2 separate regions of the Homo sapiens genome follow, and region 2 is linked to region 1. The links are chromatin loops, found by intact Hi-C in ENCODE. Cell type or tissue: endothelial cell of umbilical vein. All regions are shown on one strand. Links, peaks and the distances in the headings refer to the core of each region. The heading gives the core; the rest is flanking DNA.

Region 1 (8,905 bases), core at 288-8,287:
GCATAGTATTCCATGGTGTATATGTACCACATTTTATTTATCCAGTCCACTGTTGATTGGCATGTAGGTTGATTCCACATCTTTGCTGTTGTGAAGAGTGCTGTGATGCCCATATGAGTCCATGTGTCTTTTGGGTAGAATGATTTCTGATGGATATATAACCAGTAAAAAGATTGCTGGGTCAAATGGTAGTTCTGCTTTTAAGTTTTTTGAGAATCTCCCATCTGTTTTCCATAGTGGTTGAACTAATTTACATTCCCGCCAACAATGTGTAAGCATTCCCTTTTCCCTGCAGGCTTGCCAGCGTCTGTTGCTTTTTTATTTTTTAGTAATAGCCACTTTGACTGGTGTGAGATGGTATTTCATTGCGGTTTTGATTTGCGTTTTTCTGATGATTAGTGACATTGAACATTTTCCCATATGTTTTGTGGGCCACTTGTATGTCTTCTTTTGATAAGTGTCTTTTCATGTCTTTGCCCATTTTTTAACGGGGTTACTGGTTTTTGCTTGTTGAATTGTTTAATATTCTTATAGATTCTGGACATTAGACCTTTGTCAGATGCATAGTTTGCAAATATTTTCTCCCACTCTGTAAGTTGTCTGTTTACTCCAGTGATAGTTTCTTTTGCTGTGCAGAAGCTCCTTAGTTTCATAAGTTTCCATTTGTCAATTTTTGCTTTTGTTGCCATTGCTTTTGAGGACTTAGTCACAAATTATTTCCCAAGATCAATGTCCAAAATGGTGTTTCCTGGGTTTCCTTCTAGTATCCTTATAGTTTGAGGTCTTACATTTAAGTCTTTAATCCATCTTGAGTTATTTTTCATGTATAGTGAAAGGTAGGGGTCCATTTTCATTTTTCTGCATATGGCTAGCCAGCTATCTCAGTTGCATATATTGAACTGTTTATTTTTGTCATCCAGTCCCATTAAAATGCTTCACGATAGACATTTTCTACTGGGTTCAAGAAGATATCTTGATTCACAGACACATGCTCTAATTTTTGTTTGTTTGTTTTGTTTGTTTTTTTTTTTTTAGGCAGGCTCTCACTCTGTCATCCAGGCTGGAGTGCAGTGGTGCAATCACAGCTCACTGCAACCTCTGCCTCCTGGGCTCAAGTGATCCTCCTGCCTGGGCCTCCCAAGTAGCTGGGACTATAGGCACATGCCACCATGCCCAGCTAATTCTTGTATCTTTTGTAGAGATGGGGTTTCACCATGTTGCCTAGGCTGGTCTCAAACTCTTGAGCTCAAGTGATCTGCTGGCCTTGGCCCCCCAAAGTGTTGGGATTATAGGCATGAGCCACCATGCCCAGACCCACAAACTCTAAATTCTGAGAAGAATAGTGGTTGTCCTAATTAGACATTTTGTTGGCAAATGGGGCCAAGGACAAGGAGTCAGGATTCCAGGGTTTAAAGTCTATAGACTATTCATGGCATTAAAGACAGCCTATTACAATAAGGGAACCTGCAATTCAGCAGGTGAGCACAACTTCTCATGGGTACGGATAAGAGGATTAGACCCGACTGCACTCCATGATGTGGTCTGAAGATGCTGACCGATCTTGACTCCTCTGGCAAGTTCAGCCACCTCAATTAGAATATGACCTTCATTTGATGTAGTGAGCTCCCAATTAAAATTTTATGCGAAGAGTTTTTGAAGCTAAAGAAATTTTTAGAAAACTACTGGTATAGATAATCCCATGAGTTTTTCTAAATTTTCCTGTTAGGGTACAACCTCTCCCTTGAATATTAGTTTTAATTCATTATTAATATGAATTCACTTTTACTTCTATCTCCAAGTTGGCTATTCAGAATAATAGGTAAGAAGTATTACAGTATCTGCGCTCTGCACATTGAGGGTCAATAAATATTTGATGAACAAAAGAAGGTTGATGATACCAGGAGAAAGGAATGGGTCAGGTCGTTTTCATTTTTTTACTGTCAGTAAGCCATAGAGGAGCAGGGCAATTTTTTTAAACAGAGAAGTGAATTGCTATTTTCTTTTTTTCATAAATTAAGTAACACTGACATACTTTCTTAATGTTGCATTAAAACAACTCAACTTTATGAAGGGGTTCTCACTCTAGTGAAGAGTGATGAGCAGATGATAGAAATGGCTTATATAGTGACCCAAAGAATGCACACACTACTAAATTGTGCGATTTCTTTGCTTTATGTTCAAGTGTATGAAAATTACTTGAGTGAGCCCTAAGATCTAGCTGCTTTTGGAACAGATTACAGTCTGTGTGTGTGTGTCTGTGTGTAAGTGTGCATGTCTATGTGTGTGTGCATGTATGTGTATCTGTTTGTGTAAGTGTGTATGTGTATGTTGTTTGGAGGGAATTCTGTGTCACAGTTGTGTGGTCATAGGAATTCGGAAAGAAAGAAAACCTTAACCTGAGCAGGGATGGTTCAGATGATTTCTCAGATGAAGTGACAGAGATTGTTGAGAAAATGTAATTTGAGCCCACAGAAAACCCATTGTAAGCACTCCAATTCCTGGCTACAAACTGCACTTTATTCTTCAGGAAAATATCCTGGACTCAATCTTTAATCCTTTTACAAATTTTTTTTCTTTTTTCTTTTTTTTTTTTTTGAGATAGGGTCTCACTCTGTCACCCAGGCTGGTGTGCAGTGATGCAATCTTGGCTCACTATAACCTCCGCCTCCTGGGCTTAAGTGATTCTCCCATCGCAGCCTCCGGAATAGCTTGGACAACAGGGGTGCACCACCACACCTGGCTAATTTTTTTGTATTTTTTGTAGTTACAGGATTTTGCCATATTTTCCAGGCTGGTCTCAAACTCCTGGGCTCAAGTGATCCACCTGCATCGGCCTCCCAAATTGCTGGGGTTACAGGCATGTGCTGCTGTGCCTGGTCCCTTATTCAATTCTTAATGATATCTTTAGGCAACAGTGTAGCTCAGTAAAGAGTCCAATTCTGCCCTCAGATGTGTGGAGAGAAGCCACCCAAGGCAGGAAAAGCACCTCAATCCCTGGGGTAAATGAAGGCCTGTGTATGGAAAGCTTCTTTTGGTAGACGTTCACAAGCTCAATACTTAGATGTGATATATCTCCATCCGTGGAGGACTGTTTCTTTGGGGAGAGTTCTGCAGATGTATGCAGCCTCAGTTAGCACGGCAGGTAAAGTTTGGGGAAATTAAACCATGCCAGGAGGGAATAAATGGGCGAAGGGGCTGTTTAGAGCCTGAAGTGAACGCCCTTATGGAAGTCTGAAACTAATGTGGGAAAAGGCAAGCTAAATGATTCCTATTTGGTGATTTGTTTGAAATGTTTTGATGAAGGTTATGGAGAGGAAGACTCCAGTTTCATCATCTGAGAGCCATTGGATCTAAAAGAGGTGAGGCATCTTCTACTGGGAGCTCAACCAGTTAGAGGAAACCGATGCAGACGTGATTTCTCTGCTTTCCATCTCTTCACATAAATCCAACAAAATATCTTCTGCCTAGAGCTCTGCTTTCAATGTGTGCAATTATTCATCCATTTCCTCAATGTATATTAACTGTGTGCGAGGCACCAAGACAGGAGCTGGGGAATCAGGGGGGTTATGGGCCATACCATCAAGAGTCCCACAGTTTGGTTGGAGAGGAAGATAAGAAAACCTGCCATGACAGGATTTCCACACAACAGGGAGACAGTGACAGGAAGGTAATCAGGGAGGCAGTCTTGGGTGCTGTCCACAAGCACAGACTCTGGTAACAGCTCTGTTCTTATCCCAGCCCTGCCATTTAGTAGCTGTGTGATCTGGAGCCAGTTACGTCAACTCTCTGTGTTGCAATCTCCTCAATTGTGAAATGAAACTCGTAACACCAACCTCAAGGATTTGTTGTATGAGTTAAATGAGTTAATACATGTGAAGTGTTTAGTAAAGCACCAGCATGTACAATGTGCTCACAGCCCGCAGAGAACTGCAAGGGCAGGGACCCTTTCAGCTGCACCTCAACTGTCACTCCCTGTCTTCAGTTCTCAGCTGAGTCCAGCAGTTCCTGGGCAAGATGAGGAAGAAACAGTTACCGTCATTTCCCCCTCAAACCAAAGGGAAATGAGTGACTCACTCCAGCATCACGGAATGTCTGAAAGGGGATTTCTTTCTTTATCTAAAGGAAATTTTGGCAGGAAAAGTAGACTAAAACTATTCCCCAACGTAGGCAGCTCTTGTAAAATGATTTGTTAACTTAATATTTCTATGAACTTGTATTAAATACTTACCATATGCTAGGAACTGTGGGCTATAGGGTAACAGCCTGCATTTATTGATCCCTCACATGTGCTAAGCACTGTAGAAAGTACCGCATTTATCTAATATTCACAATACATCCTCATGAAGTAGGTTCATTATCATTCAAAGGAAGAAACTGAAACAGAGAGAGGTTAACAAATAACTTGCCAAGGTTCTACAGCAAGATAGGAAATAGTGGAGCAGGGATTTGAACTTGGGAAGAATGAGTGGAGAGTCCAAAGCCTGACCACTATGTTTTCCTGTCTTAAGAAAATATAATCACTTTCTGCAAGGAGTGCTTATTCTAGTGAAGGAGCCAGAAAAGAACAGATAATTAATATACAGTGTAATCTATGCTCTATAAAGGTGTGAACAGAGTTCTGTGGAAGCACAGAGGAGGGAGGAAATTACTTTGGCTGGGAGAACCAGTTTTAGCTGTAATAAGCAAAGTACTCAAGATTACACAAAATTTCCAAAATATGTACAAACCTGGAATGATGAAAATCTGTCACAGAGAAAGAAAAGCTTACATTCAAAGATGACTAAAAACTATAAACCTGTCTAGGTAATCAGCCTCTAAATGATCAAGAGTCAAAGTTACATTTTTGAGTCTATGACATCAGGTGTAATATGCATATTACTGCTTTGGTGTGACTGACCACACTGCACTTTGCTAACTGTCAAAACCATATATTTCAAGTCCCAGCTCAAGTTCTATCTTGGAAGGGAGTGGCCACAACTTATTAGTCTTTATTCTTTTTGGTATCCTCTGTCTCATCTATATTAGGTGCCTATCTCACTGCCTGGCTCAAGGTAGTAGCTCAAATGTGTTCATTCTGCGTCTTTTAGAAGTTGATTAATCTGTTTTTGTTTAGTTCAAGGCCTAATTTTTTCTCTCTCACCTTTCACTATTTTCATTTCACATCTCATTTATATTTCTCACAGATGTTACTAGGAGTCAAACTCTAAAATTCACCCATTTCAACATTTGGGAAAGAATGCATCAAAATGCGATCTCAAGATGGATTCTGGTGGTAACTTTTGGGTTTTCTTTATCAATGTCCCTCTTTGTCACTCATAGGAAAAATTAGCTTAAACTTAGTGGGAAAAAAATTTGGTTCCATATTGCTCAAGATATGTCCTGACTACCTGTTCAGGTCTGATTTTTGAGTAGCGGGTAACAACCAGTACACATCTTTCTCCAGCTCTTGACATCAAAACCGTCTGTTCAGAACGAGAGGGAAGAGAAAGAGAAAGGGGAGAATGAGCGTGGGAAGAAAGATAGAGAAAATGATTCTGTCAGTCTAGGGTCAAAAATAAATGGAGGAGGCAAGAATGTCCTGCAAAATGCTTTGAATAATGTTATAATAAATTACCAACGCTTACGAGGTTAAATGAATTGTGTCCCTGCTGACATTAAGTAAGGATTTGAGGTAGAATATCAATCTTCAGTAAGTGTCATCCTTTTGAGCTCAAATCAGTGGGCATCATTTTGTCTGATCAAGCACCAGTCCAGTTGTAGCTGAGAACTAGCTGGTACCTACAGTAATAGCTGATTTGTCAGTTACCCTGCTCAGGTGCCCAATCATTGCAGAACTGCTCCTGAAAGTACAGTCTTTGACTTTGATATCTTTTAAACACACTTCCAGGACACCTAAAATTCCTCTGTTACATCAAGTCTCTCATTGTGTTTACATAGACTTCTGCTACCCTAACCTGGCCCTACTCCATCTGTATTAGTCTATTCCTATGCTACTAATAAAAACATACCTGAGACTGGGTAATTTATAAAGGAAAGAGATTTAATGGACGCACAGTTCCACATGGCTGGGGAGGCTTCACAGTCGTGATTAGAAGGCAAAGGAGAAGAAAAACATGTCTTACATGGTGGCAGGAAAGAGAGTTTGTGCAGGGGAACTCCCATTTATAAACCATCAGATCTCATGAGACTTACTCACCATCACGAGAACAGTATGGGGGAAACTGCCCCCATGAATCAATTATCTCCACCTGGCCCCACCCTTGACATGTGGGGATTATTACAGTTCAAGGTGAGATTTGAGTGGGGACACAGAGTCTAACCATATAACCATCTGTTGTTACAGATTTTTCTTATTCATAGTTTTCTAGTAATTAATGTCAAAATGATAAGATAGGATCTCAGCATATCTCAGTATCTCATGAGGATGCAAGTTTATTCTTAAATACTTTATATAGAATTTACTAAGATGAAAGGAGATTTTTTTCTTTTATTTATTTATTTATTATTATTATACTTTAAGTTTTAGGGTACATGTGCACAATGTGCAGGTTAGTTACATATGTATACATGCACCATGCTGGTGCACTGCACCCACTAACTCGTCATCTAGCATTAGGTATATCTCCCAGTGCTATCCCTCCCCCCTCCCCTCACCCCACAACAGTCCCCAGAGTGTGATGTTCCCCTTCCTGTGTCCATGTGTTCTCATTGTTCAATTCCCACGTATGAGTGAGAATATGCAGTGTTTGGTTTTTTGTTCTTGGCGATAGTTTACTGAGAATGATGATTTCCAATTTCATCCATGTCCCTACAAAGGACATGAACTCATCATTTTTTATGGCTGCATAGTATTCCATGGTGTATATGTGCCACATTTTCTTAATCCAGTCCATCATTGTTGGACATTTGGGTTGGTTCCAAGTCTTTGCTATTGTGAATAATGCCGCAATAAACATACGTGTGCATGTGTCTTTATAGCAGCATGATTTATAGTCCTTTGGGTATATACCCAGTAATGGGATGGCTGGGTCAAATGGTATTTCTAGTTCTAGATCCCTGAGGAATCGCCACACTGACTTCCACAATGGTTGAACTAGTTTACAGTCCCACCAACAGTGTAAAAGTGTTCCTATTTCTCCACATCCTCTCCAGCACCTGTTGTTTCCTGACATTTTCATGATTGCCATTCTAACTGGTGTGAGATTGTATCTCATTGTGGTTTTGATTTGCATTTCTCTGATGGCCAGTGATGATGAGCATTTTTTTCATGTGTTTTTTGGCTGCATAAATGTCTTCTTTTGAGAAGTGTCTGTTCATGTCCTTCGCCCACTTTTTGATGGGGTTGTTTGTTTTTTTCTTGTAAATTTGTTTGAGTTCATTGTAGATTCTGGATATTAGCCCTTTGTCAGACGAGTAGGTTGCGAAAATTTTCTCCCATTTTGTAGGCTGCCTGTTCACTCTGATGGTAGTTTCTTTTGCTGTGCAGAAGCTCTTTAGTTTAATTAGATCCCATTTTTCAATTTTGTCTTTTGTTGCCATTGCTTTTGGTGTTTTAGACATGAAGTCCTTGCCCATGCCTATGTCCTGAATGGTAATGCCTAGGTTTTCTTCTAGGGTTTTTATGGTTTTAGGTCTAATGTTTAAGTCTTTATTTTTGTACATTGATTTTGTATCCTGAGACTTTGCTGAAGTTGCTTATCAGCTTAAGGAGATTTTGGGCTGAGATGATGGGGTTTTCTAGATATAAAATCATGTCGTCTGCAAACAGGGACAATTTGACTTCCTCTTTTCCTAATTGAATACCCTTTATTTCCTTCTCCTGCCTAATTGCCCTGGCCAGGACTTCCAACACTATGTTGAATAGGAGTGGTGAGAGAGGGCATCCCTGTCTTGTGCCAGTTTTCAAAGGGAATGCTTCCAGTTTTTGCCCATTCAGTATGATATTGGCTGTGGGTTTGTCATAGATAGCTCTTATTATTTTGAAATACGTCCCATCAATACCTAATTTATTGAGAGTTTTTAGCATGAAGGGTTGTTGAATTTTGTCAGAGGCCTTTTCTGCATCTGTTGAGATAATCATGTGGTTTTTGTCTTTGGTTCTGTTTATGTGCTGGATTACATTTATTGATTTGCGTATATTGAACCAGCCTTGCATCCCAGGGATGAAGCCCACTTGATCATGGTGGATAAGCTTTTTGATATGCTGCTGGATTCGGTTTGCCAGTATTTTATTGAGGATTTTTGCATCAATGTTCATCAAGGATATTGGTCTAAAATTCTCTTTTTTGGTTGTGTCTCTGCCCGGCTTTGGTATCAGGATGATGCTGGCCTCATAAAATGAGTTAGGGAGGATTCCCTCTTTTTCTATTGATTGGAATAGTTTCAGAAGGAATGGTACCAGTTCCTCCTTGTACCTCTGGTAGAATTTGGCTGTGAATCCATCTGGTCCTGGACTCTTTTTGGTTGGTAAGCTATTGATTATTGCCACAATTTCAGATCATGTTATTGGTCTATTCAGAGATACAACTTCTTCCTGGTTTAGTCTTGGGAGAGTGTATGTGTCCAGAAATTTATCCATTTCTTCTAGATTTTCTAGTTTATTTGTGTAGAAGTGTTTGTAGTATTCTCTGATGGTAGTTTGTATTTCTGTGGGATTGGTGGTGATATCCCCTTTATCATTTTTTATGGCGTCTATTTGATTCTTCTCTCTTTTTTTCTTTATTAGTCTTGCTAGCGGTCTATCAATTTTGTTGATCCTTTCAAAGAACCAGCTCCTGGATTCATTAATTTTTTGAAGGGTTTTTTGTGTCTCTATTTCCTTCAGTTCTGCTCTGATTTTAGTTATTTCTTGCCTTCTGCTAGCTTTTGAATGTGTTTGCTCTTGCTTTTCTAGTTCCTTTAATTG
Region 2 (8,905 bases), core at 628-8,627, 74 kb before region 1:
GCAAATGCGGTGACTAAAACAAACGCCCGCTGGGCCTCAAGGCCTGAACTGCGTCCTTCATACTCCCATCTCCACATTCCTTTCTAGGTGATTAGTGAGATTACGATTTCCCCTGGAAATTAAAAAGTGATTGGAGAGGCTGTACACAGAGGGCTTCACAGAAGACACCATTAAGTGGCAGGTTGGAAGCAGGGAGGGGCAGAGAAGGGGGTATCCGTTGGAGGCCAAAGAAGAAAAATCTCTCTTAATCAACTTTTAGGCAGAAGCTTTCAACTGTTCTAGAGAAATTTCTCCCAAAGCAGATAAATCTTTCATTGATTAATGTCATAAACAATTAAAATGGATTTTTATTGCAGAGAATACCCATAGCGAGAAAATCTTTTAAGCTTTCCCTTAAAACCACAAAGCAGTCAGCTTCAGCACCTTGCCCAAGGCCAAATTCCTCAAATGCCAAACCTCTGACAAGGAGTAGACAAGGAGAGGATGAGCTCACTCTGAGAAGAGGAATGGACTGGCAGATCCTCAGCTCCCCAGGATTCTACCAGCTCCCAGGACTACTCCAGCAAGAGAAATGGCAGGATTTCTTGCCTCACCAGTGGCTACTAAACCACTTCAGAAACAAACAATAAGGACGGGCGCAGTGGCTCACGTCTGTAATCCCAGCACTTTGGGAGACCGATGCAGGCAGATCACAAGATCAGGAGTTTGAGACCACCCTGACCAACATAGTGAAACCCTGTCTCTACTAAAAATACAAAAAAAAATTAGCCAGGCGTGGTGGTGGGCACCTGTAATCCCAGCTACTCCGGAGGCTGAGGCAGGAGAATCGCTTGAACCCAGGAGACGGAGGTTGCAGTGAGCCGAGATTGCACCACCGCACTCCAGCCTGGGTGACAGTGTGAGAATCCATCTCAGAAAAAAATAAAATAAAATAAAATCCACTGTTTCAGGTTGGATTCTTCAGAAGCAGATGCTGAGACAAAGTCTGGGGTTCAAGATATTTATTAGAAGAACTATCCTTTTAAAGGAAGGAGGAGGAAGCAGGATGAGGCAGAGAAAGCAACCCACCAAAGCCTCAACGGGGTGTCTGGCGTCCAGTGAGCCTTCATACTCCAACCTTGCCTGTCACCAGATGTCTCCAGATGTGAGTCCCCCAGGAAAAGCACGGCCTAGGGCGAGCAGCTGTCGGAGGGGACGGACTCTCAAGGAGCTGACAGCTAGCAAGAGGCTGTCTGCAGAGTGCACCACCTGTAACTGTCAGCAAGCCCTCCCCCAGAGGGAGCCAGGGTGGCACATCTCTGCAGTTAGCACATCCACCTGTTCCAAAGACATAACCTGTCTTTAGATTTACAGTGAAGTTTAAGAAGATTAAAAGTTTAAGTTATGTTACTGGGAATTTACTAATATGAATAAAATATAAACCAATAGGAAATATTTTCATTAGTGCTTAAGATGACAATCATTTTTCAGATTATAGAAAAATCAATTGCAAGAAAATTTTGCTCTTCCCACTTACTGAAAATTATAAAGAATGTACACACAAACATATATATTTATATACACATCTATATATAAATACATATAGATGTATGTATTTATATAGAAGATGATCTGGATGTTCCAAAAATTGTTCACAGTAATTATCTCTAGGTGCTATGATTTCAGAAAGATTTTGCTTTCATCTTAATATCCTTCAGTATTAATTGCATTTTTTGGTAGCAAGTTATCTTTGTAAACAGAAACAAAGATATAAACTTAAAACAAAAGCATCCTTTATCCCCTCTGGAGGACTTCTATATCCCACCCATGAATCCAGCTGAGAACCACCATTATGGAGGAAGGACCCCAAAACTAGACAAAAGTCTTGGACCCAACAGTGAATCACCAGGAGGACATAGGCTAATGACTGACTGGTTGCTCTGTAGCTCTGTTTCTGGGGCAGGGGAAACTAGAAGATCTCTGTGGCTCCTTCCAGCTCGATGTTTTATGGTTCTAAAACAAATGTCAGCCACCTTCCCTCCCCATTATTTTTGGTAATGAGAAGCTAAATTTAACTGACACACACACAAAATACCCTAAACGTATAGCTTTGCTGTAAGAAAACTGTACTGACCGCTACGAAGTTTGAGCTGTCTACCAGTTACCACAACCCTTCTGGGGAAAGAGCACCCTCGCTGGCAGGTGTTTGTCTCAGAAGCTGCAGAAGCTTATGTCACAAACTGGCCAAACCAAGAGAAATAAGCTATTCGGTACCTGTGGAGGCCAAGAAAGGAAGGCTTCTGGAGAAACCTGGCGGCACTGGCCAAAGAGGGCCCATCAGGTCAGATGGCTAACACAAAATTCCTGTGAAATTGTATCACTAGGGAGCTATAAATGCCACATGAGCAAAACGAAGCGGCATCAATGTTTATCTGTTCTTGTCCCCAAAAGTATTGAACTCTGGTTGTCATTCTCTGTGATATTTGCATTTTATCCCAGTCTTATAAACATTGGGATCCAAAGGAACTGTGAACCAAAAAGGATGATTCCTCTTGCTTATCCCACAAAAGAACATTTCCTAAAGGGAACTCTTGCCTGGCTACTTCCTTTATAGGACGGAATAGCCTCTGAACTCCTTGAGGGCAAGGGTCGTCTGTCTCATTCAGTTATGTATGTCTAATGCCTAACCTAAGACTTGGCACAAAACTGACATTTAGTAATTTTTTTTTTTAGACGGAGTTTCACTCTTGATGCCCAGGCTAGAGTGCAATGGCACAATCTTGGCTCACTGCAACCTCCACCTCCTGGGTTCAAGCGATTCTCCTGCTAATTTTGTATTTTTCGTAGAGATGGGGTTTCTCCATGTTGGTTAGGCTGGTCTCGAACTCCCGACCTCAGGTGATCTGCCTGACTTGGCCTCCCAAAGTGCTGGGATTACAGGCATGAGCCACTGCGCCCCGCACATTATTAAACAAAATGGCCAAATGAATGAACGTATATGCTCCTTTGCTAAAGGCAGTGACACTAAGGATAAGACAAAACACTATGCAACACTTGGAAATAAGGCAAAAGGAAGGCAGCATGTCCTTTCAATGCCATACTGGTGTACTGTCTCATAGGTGCACCCAAGGGTCATCTGATTCTCTAGGAGATGATGTACCTGTGTTTCACTGACTGTTTACCATTGGTTATGGTTCAGACTTTATGAAGTTACATGTTAACTGAGATTTTTATCCATTTTAGATGTATATAATTTCTCTGCCTGGTAGAACTAAGATCCCCAGATGTGATTGGTTTACTGCCCTACAGGACATCAACCAGTTTCCTTTTTTTTTCTTTGAGACGGAGTTTCACTTTTGTCACCCAGGATGGAGTGCAATGGCACGATCTTGGCTCACTGCAACCTTCACCTCCTAGGTTCAAGTGACTCTCCTGCCTCAGCCTCCCGAGTAGCTGGGACTACAGGTGCCCACCACCACACCCAGCTAATTTGCATTTTTAGTAGAGATGGGGCTTTGCCATGTTGGCCAGGCTGGTCTCGAACTCCTGACCTCAGGTAATCCACCCACCTCAGCCTCCCAAAGTGCTGGGATTACAGGCATGAGCCACCACGCCCGGCTAATTTTTGTATTTTTAGTAGAGATGGGGTTTCACCATGTAGGCCAGGCTGGTCTCAAACTCCTGATCTCAGGTAATCCACCCGTCTCGGCCTCCCAAAGTGCTGGGACGACAGGTGTAAGCCACCGTGCCCAGCCTGACCAGTTTCATATCTAACCTAGCAATCTTGTGCCGGTATTCTTCAGGGCCTATTAACTACACAGCTCCTCAAATGCTCTTTGAACCACTTTAGCTTCCTACTGGTTCCCTCATTAACGAGTTAAATACATCTTTGCCATGTACTCATTTTATATTTGTATGAGTCATGTTTAAAACTTTTTAAAAATTATCTATTGACAAGAAAAACATAAGAAAAGAAGATCTAGTTTGTAGCATAGCATGAGAGTAAAACATATACATAAACATTTATATTTTAGGTTAAAAATGGTAGTGTGGAAGACAGCTATTGACAGTGGCTGAAGCGTAGGGAATTTTAAACATGGCTTTTAGCTTAGTTTATAACTAGGTTTTCTGTTTATTGCCAGGAATATAAATCCTTGACAATTATCTGAAAGAATGGGGAAAAGGAAACGATCCATTAGAAGGTATCTGGAAACATGATCCAGTAGTTGTAGTTGTATCTCTGTGACAACAGAGTTCGGTGGGATCAGTAGACCAAAAGATCAGCATTCCAGTCCCAGGAATGCCTCTGTAATACTAGGAGAGTCACCTCCCTCTGAAAGCTAGTTTCTAGCTCCAAAGATACATAACTATTAAATAGTTCCCTGATCTGAGGCTTAAATCACCTTCATTCTGGCTTCCTTGATTCCCCTTTAGAGACATCTCACTGCCAGAAACAGGGGAGTCTTTTAGTCAATTTAAAATAAAAAAATAAGTTCTATTAATAGTGGTGTTGCTGCCTGAAGGCAACCATCAAATCTAGATCAAATCTCACAACCCTCTCAAGCTTGATCTGTTTCTATGGTTGACTCTCAGCATCTGAGGCTCCTTGTCACAGCAAAGTAGGTGAACATGAGTCAAAACCAGTTAGATTCACACACATGAAAAGCCATGTCCGAAGCCCTTGGCATGGGCGTATATCAGATGGGACATTCCCCTACCTTTCAAAGTTAGGGTCCAGTGTTGACGTGGTGATGTAAAACTGCATTTTCCTGCATTTCCTTCATTACTATTGTTTACATTCTAAACCTATCATTCCTTAACTTCTCCACCATTCAAACATTGTAAATCATTCTTTAATTCTGCACTAATCCTCTCTCCCTTTTAACTATATGGCAACTGAAATTGAAGTGAACTTCAATAGTGTTGGAGACTCAGGTAGGTGGAGGTGCATGTCTTTTTTGTTGTTGTTGTTGAGACGGAGTCTTGCTCTGTCACCCAGGCTGGAGTGCAGTGGCGCGATCTAGGCTCACTGCAAGCTCCGCCTCCCGGGTTCACTCCATTCTCCTGCCTCAGCCTCCCGAGTAGCTGGGACTACAGGCGCCCGCCACCACGCCCGGCTAATTTTTTGTATTTTTTAGTAGAGACGGGGTTTCACCGTGTTAGCCAGGATGGTCTTGATCTCCTGACCTCGTGATCTGCCCGCCTTGGCCTCCCAAAGTGCTGGCATTACAGGCGTGAGCCATCGCACCCGGCCAGAGGTGCATGTCTTGTTCCATCCTGATCAAAGTCAAACAGAAAATCTGAGGCTGAATGGAGCCTCTTTTTCTCTATTCACATGCACACATGTGTACAACTGTCCCCTTTCCACGCCTGCCTTCCTCATGACACCCACCACAGCACCCTACACATAAGAGGAGCCCAATAAATATCTGAATACGTGGACAAATCCATGAATCACTCAGGAAAGGACAGAGTGTCATTCCTATTCTACAGAGGTAAAATCTGATACAAAAAGATTTAGTGTCATGCAAGAGCCAGGAAGCAATTCTTCTGCTACATCTGGCACAATTCAGACCCTTAAAAGATAATTATATATGTTTCTGGAAGATTAGAGATATTTGAGAATTGAGGTAAGAGCAATAAATATGACTAAGAGGACAAAAATTGGTTCTGTGAGGGAAATGAAATCATAATAGCAAGGGTTAGACTAAAGACAGACTTCAAGCTATCTTCAGATACCGGATGTGACTACATTGTAAGCCCAATTTAATTACTAACAATAAAACATCCACAACTAAGAGATCTTGATATAGACAACCTGCATAAATTGCACATTATTTAAACTCTTGGCAAGATAAATTCTATCATTTCTGTCAACGTGGCTTAATTAACAATATTTCTGCTCTCCACTCCCACGACATGCTCTTTGATTTAAAATCCCAAATCTTCTCCATTGCCAGAAAGTACATCTACAGTGATGGGTTTCAGTCCTCTACTCATGAATAAATATCAAATTTGTGACCTTTATCACACCCTCTAGGCAAGGATTATTATAATGAGAACTGATCAGTTGCCTCCACATGCACAGCAGGAAAACTCCGAAGTGGGGAGTTTTCCTACAGCCTACGGGAAAAGGTAATTAAACACACAACAGTCCTCTAAGAAGCTCCAAGAAGCTCCTTCTCAATCATCTTTAAAACCACCATTCGTCTCAGATGGCTCTGAAGTAGTGCTGCCTAGAGAGGGACAGGCACAAATGACAGGGCAATGTGCAGGCTCTCTGAGTAGAAGATACTTTCAGGGCCACAAGGCCACAGCAAGCTGGGACTCTGCCACCTCAAATCTTCCTTGGAAGCAGGAGAACTATAAATTCCAATAAAAACAAAAATGACCATGGCCCACCATTATTAACTCTTTGGAACTTCACCTGAGTCTAAAGTGATGAACAGAAAGCGTATTCAAATTTTGGACAATCCCACACACATCACAAATGGCTCTTTTTAATTATTTTCCTTACGTCTTTAAACCCCACTAGTTCAATTATTTTTATAATTTTTTTTTCTTTGGAGATGAAGTCTCACTCTGTCGCCCAGGCTGCAGTACAGTGGCGCGATCTCGGCTGACTGCAACCTCCGCCTCCCGGGTTCAAGCAATTCTCTGCCTCAGCCTCCCAAGTAGCTGGGATTACAGGCGCCCACCTCCATGCCCGGCTAATTTTTGTATTTTTAGTAGAGACAGGGTTTCACCATCTCGGTCAGGCTGGTCTTGAACTCCTGACCTCGTGATCCACTCGCCTTGGCCTCCCAAAGTGCTGGGATTACAGGCGTGAGTCACCGCACCTGGTCTATTTTTATAATTTTTGACAAAGTCTCCATTGTTTTGTGATGAGATGGGAGTATAAATAAAAATCATACTTGCTAACATTCTTGAGTACTTGAGTTTACAAAATATTTTCACGTACGTTGACTAGTTTTCTTAAGGTATTTCCCTTGTAGTATTTCCAAACACACAACAGAATTAATACCACGAGTACTCATTTATCCATCAGCCACCTTTAGCAAATCTTGACACTTTGCTACATTTCCTTCGGGCTTTTGAATAATAATTTAAAAAAGAAAGCTACAGATACAGTTATTCCATTCCACTCTGCTGTCATTTAGAGAGATGACTACTATCCTGAAATACGAGTGTGTCACTCTAAAGCACATTTCATACTTCTACCATATGTGTGATTCATAAGCAATTTATACTATTGTTTAACATTCAATAAATGGTGTCATGTACTAGTCATTCTACAACTTGCTTTTCTAACCCTTACGTTTTTGAATTTTACCTTTGCTGGAAATATAACTCTAGTTCATTAATTCCAATTTAATTCAATTTTCACAGTACCTTTTTACCTAAAATAACGAAAGAGTAAATATCTTGCCTGATTCTAAGAAGCAATGACTAATTCAGATTCCATTCTCATCCATAAGTCCATGTTCTTCTACTGTAAAACTCTGTTTTCTGAAATTAGAAGACTGGAAATTACAAAGTCTTCATTTAAAATCCTGTCAAGCTGTAAGTTAAGGAAAGGAAAAAAAAAAAATCCCCACTTTCGCCACTGTCCCTAGATTCTTCACTATACAAACAGGGCTACCAATTCATTTCGAGAAGACGCTGAACCAAATTCTTCGGTTTCTTTGTCCACTCTGGGAAATGTGAACACTAACCAGACATTTGACGATATCAATGAACTTTACTTTTTAAGAGACAAAGTCTCGTTCTGTTTCCCAGGGTGAAGTGCAGTGATGTCATCGTAGCTCACTGCAGCCTCAAACTGCTGGATTCAAGCAACCCTCTTACCTCAGCCTCCAGGACTGCAGGAACACGCCACCACACCCAACTATTGTTAACTTTTCTTGAAGAGTGAAAATGGTATGTTCAAAAGGAAAAAAGACGTTGCTTAATATTTATACAGTTTCAGTTTTACAAGATGAAAAGAGTTCTTGAAATTGATTGCACAAAAATGTGAACGTACTTAACACTACTAAACTGTACACTTAGAAACTGTGAAGATCGTAATTTTATGCTATGTGTATTTTACCACAATATTCAAAAAAAGGAAAAAGATATATTTAGGGATAAATTATACGTCTAGGTTTGATCTAAAATAATCCACGGTGGGGTAGAGGTTACAGAAAAAACAAAGGTATATGGGGGTTCATTATACCAGTCTCTATTTTTATATGTTTGAAGTTCCAAAATAAAGTTTTAAATAATGGCTTAGCCCAACAAAAAATATTTTTTCCCTTTACTAACAGGTTGCTTTGCTCTTACGTAAAAATAAAAAGCATCCTATTTTTTGAACGCTAGCAGCCCTAAGATCTGCTTTACCTTTTGCAGTTCTAGAAGGGACACTGCTTCTCAAACTTGAATGTGCATCTGAGTCACCCTGGGACCTTGTGGAGATGCAGTTTCTCTTCAGTAAGGCTTGGGTGGGGCCTGAAATGCTGCACTTCAAACAAGCTCCCAGGTGCTGGTGCTGGTTCACGGGTCCCATACTGAGGAACAAGGCAACAGGGGACGCGTAGGCTGCAAGCATTTGCAAGGGGAGAATCTAGCAAGGCTTTATTTAAATTGCATATCTGGGGACTAGAAGGGCACCAACACTGCTCCTCCGTTCTGGGAAAAAGTCTCCCGGCTCCTTTGCACCCCAGCACCAGGCATCACTATCCACTTAGTGAGAACCTCTAAAATGGAGAGCATCATACAAAAACCTCCTAGCAATCAGCTTTATTCCAGCCTTACACTTAAATCTGAACTCCTTAAATAGCCATGAAAATCTAATGCCCTGAAAGATTCTCCTCCTCAATCTATTAAGTAATGACTAAGCCAAAGAAACACATCCAGAAGCCAAAGTGCAGAGGCCCAGGCAAGAGCT

What was found. Hi-C counts contacts between places; a loop is a spot of excess contacts. Peaks named below come from ENCODE experiments on the same cell type or tissue, not always from the same donor. Only the 100,000 strongest peaks of a DNase experiment are listed, where the experiment ranks them.
Region 2: a loop joins it to region 1, with 9 times the contacts of the local background. A loop is called at or near these places in 3 of 110 quality-filtered maps.

Annotation. Positions count from the first base shown.
Region 1 is chr3:192,953,808-192,962,712 of GRCh38, forward strand. No RefSeq gene overlaps it. Among named protein-coding and RNA genes, the nearest start is that of MB21D2, 40 kb to the left of the region's middle. In endothelial cell of umbilical vein, for the core only: no CTCF peak of the experiment used is centred there; a DNase peak (open chromatin) is centred at 4,064; H3K27ac peaks cover 1,933 bases.
Region 2 is chr3:192,879,434-192,888,338 of GRCh38, forward strand. All of the region lies in intron 1 of MB21D2 (Mab-21 domain containing 2), which reads right to left. Among named protein-coding and RNA genes, the nearest start is that of MB21D2, 34 kb to the right of the region's middle. In endothelial cell of umbilical vein, for the core only: no CTCF peak of the experiment used is centred there; DNase peaks (open chromatin) are centred at 5,608 and 7,808; H3K27ac peaks cover 4,493 bases.